Linked DNA regions of Homo sapiens: region 1 is linked to region 2. A link is a contact called in ENCODE Hi-C or POLR2A ChIA-PET data. All regions are on one chromosome and are shown on one strand. The core of a region is the stretch at or near the end of the contact, and the rest is flanking DNA. Distances in the headings are between cores, read along the strand shown.

Region 1 (3,272 bases), core at 422-2,921, 3.4 Mb after region 2:
GGATCACTTGAACCCCAGAGGCGGAGGCTGCAGTGAGCTGAGATCGTGCCACTGAACTCTAGCCTGGGCTGTGACAGTGCGAGACCCCATCCCAAAATAATAAAAAAGAAAATATTATGTCAAAAATGTACTTAATACACCTAACCTGGCAAACATCATAGCTGAGCCTAGCCTACCTTAAAAATGTGGACAGGCCAGGCACGGTGGCTCACTCCTGTAATTCCAGCACTTTGGGAGGCCGAGGTGGGCGGATCACCGTAAGTCAGGGGTTCAAGACCAGCTTGGGCAATATGGTGAAACCCTGTCTCTACTAAAACTACAAAAAAATACCGGGGTGAGGTGGTGAGTGCCTGTAATCCCAGCTACTTAGGAGGCTGAGCAGGAGACTTGCTTGAACCTGGGAGATGGAGGTTGCAGTGAGCCGAGATCGCGCCACTCTACTCCACTCCAGCCTGGGTGACAGAGTGAGACTCCGTCTCAAAAAAAAAAAAAAAAAAAAAGTGCGACAACGCACATTAGCCTACAGCTGGCCAAAATCATCTAACACAAAGCCTATTTTATAATAAATTGTTGAATATTTCATGCAATTTACTGAATACTGAAACACAGGTTGTATACGTACTGTGGTTTCTACTGAATGTGCGTCGCTTTCACACCACAGTAAAGTTGAAAAATCGTTAAGTCGGGACCATTGGCCAGACTCCAGGTCTCCTGAGCCCCAGTCCAGAGCTCTTTGCTCTCTACCACAGACCCTCAAGAGGCCTCAGAGAGGCTTAAGAAGTAAGCCAGCCAGGATGGGCACCCAATCAGCTCACCTAAGTGAGACCTTTCCCCCTCGGGCCTCAGTTTCCTTATCTGTAATATGGAGTTACTGTAGGGACTGTACAGGCGGTTCTCCGCACATGCTGATATCCATCAGTTAGGGCCTCTGTGCTTGAGGGAGAGGAAGTGAGAAAGGAAGGGCCCCTTTGAAGGAGAAATGATTCCCGTATGGGGAAGCATCTCCTCCCTTCCTGCCCAGCTCTAAGTAAAAGAGAGAGGAACCTGTCTCTCCACATACCCACATTAGGGAAGAAGGGCCAAAGCACTCCTTGTAGCACTCACCCCTACCCTTCCAAGCCACCCCAGCCGGTGTAGGTACCTGTCTTCAGCAGCATCGCTCTGGACTCAGCTTCCGAGGACCTGACCAGATCTGGTCTGCGTGTATCAGCTGTATGTGTTGGGCTCTGGAAGCTAAGAAACGTCTGAAAAGCACTGGGGTCACGGCTGCCTGGCTAGCTCGGCCGCCCTCAACCTTAGGCGTGGATCGTACACTCGGTCCCCAAGTTGCCCGCCCCATCCCCAGCCATCACTTCCCGGAGCTTCAGTTCTTCCTTCAGAAATACGAAACAACGTGTCTTGGATGTCAGACCTCACACCCTCTGCAGTGCTGGGAGTCCCGAGGGCCTACGGGCCGCCTTCGGCCCCGCCCGGGCTCAGAAAAAGGCAGCCACTGGCTTAAGGTCACCAAGAAAGAGCGGAGGGGCGGGGCTGCGGCCAGGCTCCGGACTTCCAGCCGGGTCCGGGTTCCCGCCCTGGGCTCCCCAAAACCGCAGAGCCCCCTCCCACCGCACTTATCCTACCGAAGCGTTCAGACCTGCCGCCGCTTCTGACTCGAATCCGGTAACCTGATAAGTCCGAAGCGTTCCAGTGAGGGCGGGGCCTCACGAAGGCAACCCTTCGCGCAACCTATCAGAATCCCCCCTAGCAACGCTGTGCCCCGCCCATATGGGTCCGGCCTCCCAGCCTCCCTAAGCCCTTCCCCACTGGGCTCCCGCCCTGCGTGCTAGCGAGGCAGGCATTGGCAGAACGGACTCGGGGCTGTCCTTCGTGGCCCGGACCCCGCGAGGCCTGTCCTTCCACCTCTGTGGGGACCAAGAGGGCAAGGATCGTGCCAGGCTCACCGTGGGCGCTCAGTAAGCGGCCGTGCAGAGGACGGTTGAGGGCTTTGTGCAGAGGAAATGAGAGACTGCTCTGAAGCAAGGCCCGCCTAGTGAGCTGCTAGGAAAATGGAAGTCTGGGATTAATCGTCTCTACAAGGAGGGTGCGTGGGAGGCACCAAAGCAGGCGGTCACAGCTCCCGCAAAGGCAGCCGGCTCTCCTTCCCCGCCTGACGCTCAGGGACTACTCGCACAGACTGGGCTACTTCCTTCTTCATTCATTCATCAAGTATTTATTGAGAAACTGCTAAGTGCCAAATGCTTTGTTCTGGGCATTGTAGGGGCAGAAAGGTGTGATATTTTCCCTTACTCATCCCAAAGGTCACAGCGGACACTCCTACAAATAAAATATAGGTTAGCAAGAGAAAAGCATAATAGATTGATTTACTCAATGTTTTATGTGACTTGAGAGCCTTCAGGAATGAAGACACAAATACTCAGGGAAATCTTTATTTTTATGTCTCGGTTTGATGAAGAATGGACAGCCCTGGCCGGGTCTGGTGGCTCATGCCTGTAATCCCAGCACTTTGGAAGGCTGAGGCAGGGGGATCGCTTGAGGCCAGACATTTAAGGACAGTCTGGGCAACATAGTGAGACCCTGTCTCTACAAAAAATTAAAAAGCCAGGCAGGTGCCTGTGGTCCCAGCTACTCGGGAGGCTGAGGTGGGAGGATTGCTTGAGTCCAGGAGGTCGAGGTTGCAGTGAGCTGTGATTGTGTCACTGTACTCCAGCCCGGGCAACAGAAAAAAAAAAAAAGGAATAAGGAATGGACAACTGTGTATAAACGCGATTAGACAAAAGGGAATGATTTAATGTTAATAGCTGAGTGTGGAAACCCAGCAATGTCTGTTCAGATTCGGATTCTTCTTGTTCTCTCTGTGTGGCATTCCCTCCTGCTGGGAGGAGGGCAGGACCCCTTCTGGAATGAGAGTCTTATGACCTAGTATCAGGCAAGGTAGATCAGAGAATTCCTTTATGGCCAGGCCCGACACAGAAAGGTGGGGGATGTTTCCAGTAATATTTGTAGTTACTTTTTTTTCTTTTTTTTTTTCTTTTGAGACAGAGTCTCCCTCTGTCACCAGGCTGGAGTGCAGTGGCGCGATCTCTGCTCACTGCAACCTCCGCCGCCCAGGTTCAAGCGATTCTCCTGCCTCAGCCTCCCAAGTAGTTGGGACTACAGGCGCACGCCACCATGCCCAGCTAATTTTTGTATTTTTAGTAGAGATGGGGTTTCACCATGTTGGCCAGGATGGTCTTGATCTCTTGACCTCGTGATCCGCCCACCTCAGCCTC
Region 2 (3,047 bases), core at 1-2,500:
GATTCCCAGCTGTGTTTGTGCAAATAAGACTTGATAGTAGTGGAAAACAGGGACAAGAAGAGACTGTCTCTTTCTTCTCAGGTAGATCCCCAAAACTGAAAGCCATTTTCAATCCTGCCACTTGCTCACTAAAGATTTAGGGTTTAGGTCCAAACCCTAAGTCTTGGATTCCTTATCTTCTCAAACATGCTCTTGTTTGCTTGATGCCTGGTTCGAGTGGCCAAGGCCGACATTCATAGACGTTGGTTAATCCCTAATTTCGCCAAACAATGACGGCCTAGGCTTTTCCGGCTTTTGAAACAGGAATTCAAGACACTAAAACGTGTGTTGATGGCATTTTGGGTTGGGGCTTTTCACAACTGATGACACTGGAAAAATAATCCATAGGAAACTACCTTATGAGACCCTAGATTTCGGTTTAGCAGTTCACCACAAAAGTGGTGAGGTGTTTTTTGGCTTTTAATTTTAGCTGCTTGCCTCTGTTTTTAGTTCGTGTGATTGCCTCCGCAAAGGCAGTGAATGGAGAATTCTCCCTAAGGTCAGCATTTAATTATTGCCTCACTCTGGCTGCTATAGTATTACAACTCTTGGAACTTACAGCATCGATCCTACTATTAAAGTTGCCTGGAGCATGCCAGCACGTTGGACATCGGCGTTCCAGCAACTGCCTCAGTCACTGAATCGAGTGGGAGGCTCATTTTGCAGTTTACTATCTCCATGAGCAGGTCCAGGCGCGGGACCTGTTCTATGACTCGATTGGGTCCTGCCCTTGTCCGTCATCGGAAGGCTTACAGCGCCTACTGTTTTGCAGTAAGATTTGCAGGCTTAGTACCGCCTCTGGAAACAAGGAGAGTGAAGGGGCGTTGACGAGTAACGTTGTTTGTATTTCTCTCCTCATTGGATGGCTGCTGTGTCAGTCAGACACTTCTCTGCTTCCGTTGGCGGGAAGGCTTCAGGCGGGTAGCGGGGACTCGGTACTGCCCCCTCCCAAGCTGGGAGCAGGGCGCGTGACGTCTCAGACATTTGTTGTTGGGATTTGGGCCTCATTAATTATTCATTAGGTACTTGAAAGCTCTGCAGGGATTGGTGGCTGAGAGGCCTAGTCGACTGTTTCTTAGCTAGAGGTACGTGTCACCCAGTACGCGGCTGGAGTTTTGCATAAATTATTCCGATAAGGAGCGGGGCGGGGCTCTGTGCATAGATTAGTCAAATGAGCCTGGGAGGGAGGGAAGCCGGCTACGAATTAGCCTAAGTTATTAAAGATGGCGACGGAGCGCAGTCGCTCCGCGATGGACTCGCCGGTCCCGGCCTCTATGTTCGCCCCCGAGCCCAGCTCCCCGGGGGCGGCCAGGGCCGCGGCGGCCGCCGCCCGACTCCACGGCGGCTTTGACTCGGACTGCAGCGAGGACGGCGAGGCGCTCAACGGCGAGCCAGAGCTGGACCTCACCAGCAAGGTAGGCCCGGGCGGCGGCGGCGGGCGCTGAGGGGAGCGGGCGGCTGGCCGAGCAGTCTCCCGGGCGACGGCGGGGCCAGCGGCCGCCCTGTCCGCGGGGAGCGCGGAACGGGAAGAAGGGGCCGAGCCCGCCCACCTGCTAGTCTCCGGGACGTGCGGGGGTTCGCGGCGCGAGGGGCCGTCCCCATGGTCCCCGCACCCACCTTGGCTCCCCCGCGTCGCCAACCCAGCCTCCCGCCCTCCCGTCTCCCGCCGAGATCGTAACCCCTCGGCTCTGCCACGTGGAACGGGGGCGCCCGATGCCAGCTGCGCTCCGCGCGTTCCCTGTCCCCGCTCAGTGCCCCTCCCCGTTCTTCGGGTCCCCACTTGAGGGGATTCGGAGACCGAGAGTCTCCTCTCCCTGGACCGCGCGGGACAGCAGAGGGGCGAGGGGGCCCGGGCAGGGGGCCGAGACGCTCATGAAGACAGGTAGTCGGAGGCCAGGGCAGGGTGGCCGCCGCGTCTCTTCCCAGACTCGGGAAAGGAAACAGAAAGTAGTCGCTCAGCTGGGGAGGAGCATGTCCGAGAATGTCTACTTTTCGAGGCCACCCGAAACAAAATGGAAAGATGGTCAGGCTCCTTAGTCTCGCTATCCTGTGAGTGGAAGCTCATCTTGTATGAGTGGAGCAGTGAAGGACGTTTAAAACCGTGTTTTTTGAGCTGTCGAGAAGGTAGGCAGGAATTAAGGCCTCGCCAACGGCTTGACATTGTGAAGAATAGAAAAGTAAATACAAGATGTGACTGGTGTTTTGAAGGTGCTTAACGTTCCTTAGGGAAAGAATGCCAACTTGGGAGTCAGACAGGGCTGGGTTCCCTTTCCTGCCCTACCATCGAAAGGCTCTGTGACGTTGGGAAAGTTTCTTAACCTTTCAGTTCTCCAACCACCTCATCTTAAGAAAGTACAGATGGGTTGTAAAAATTAGAAATATTTAAGAAGACACCTAATAGTGCCTGATGCATACTAGAGACTCAGTAAATGTTTGAAGTGAACGAGATAGTTCCTAATTTCCTGTGCAGATTAAATAGCAGTGGGTGAAAGATAGAACACCAATACCACCACTTACATTTGTAGGATAGTTACGATAGACATTTTATCCAGCTTTGAAAATGTTTGTGACTTTTTATAGTTTATGGCGGCAAATTTGCATGAAACTTGGTCCTAAACTGGGGAGGAACTTTCCCTGCAACCTAAGCAAGTTATTTTCAACTGCTCTTTGCCATTGTAGTCTCAGGTGAGCACTTGGAAGCCAGCTAGCCTGTCAAAGTTGGTCCTGTCTTGTGCCTGTAAGGCCATAATGAGGATGGCCAAACTTAGAGAGAGGGATGGCCAGGACGATGTAAAAGACCCAGGAAACATCCAGGTTACAATTACAAGCTCTGATGAGTCAACTCAGGAAGTTACAAGATTATGGACCTGACTCAAGAGCAAACAAACTGGATGTCAACACATGGTCAAGGTGCTGAAGAAACATGATAGGAAATTGCAGGGCAGAGTTGCAAAGACGGTAGTACCTTCATTTCTTGACCAGCTCATTTAATATTCCTAGAAGTGTTA

The links. Hi-C counts contacts between places; a loop is a spot of excess contacts on that map. ChIA-PET counts read pairs that join two places held with the same protein, here RNA polymerase II (POLR2A). Pooled maps may share reads with other maps.
Region 1: a loop to region 2 is called in a pooled map, with 7 times the contacts of the local background. The contact joins the promoter of NAGA here to the promoter of GTPBP1 in region 2. A Hi-C loop is called at or near these places in 1 of 168 maps with a recorded cell type or tissue (CD4-positive, alpha-beta memory T cell) and 8 of 50 pooled maps. POLR2A ChIA-PET finds 5 or more read pairs at or near these places in 1 of 52 experiments (naive thymus-derived CD4-positive, alpha-beta T cell).

What each region holds. Positions count from the first base shown.
Region 1 is chr22:42,069,141-42,072,412 of GRCh38, forward strand. NAGA (alpha-N-acetylgalactosaminidase) reads right to left here and starts at 1,672. Exons shown (of 9, transcript NM_000262.3): 1 at 1,142-1,672. The coding sequence starts at 1,157. RefSeq lists a silencer at 1,453-1,752 and an enhancer at 1,933-1,982.
Region 2 is chr22:38,704,694-38,707,740 of GRCh38, forward strand. It overlaps GTPBP1 (GTP binding protein 1), which reads left to right and starts at 1,251. Exons shown (of 12, transcript NM_004286.5): 1 at 1,251-1,454. The coding sequence starts at 1,263. RefSeq lists enhancers at 9-694, 695-1,380, 930-1,079, 1,381-2,066 and silencers at 700-849, 1,170-1,579, 1,760-1,899.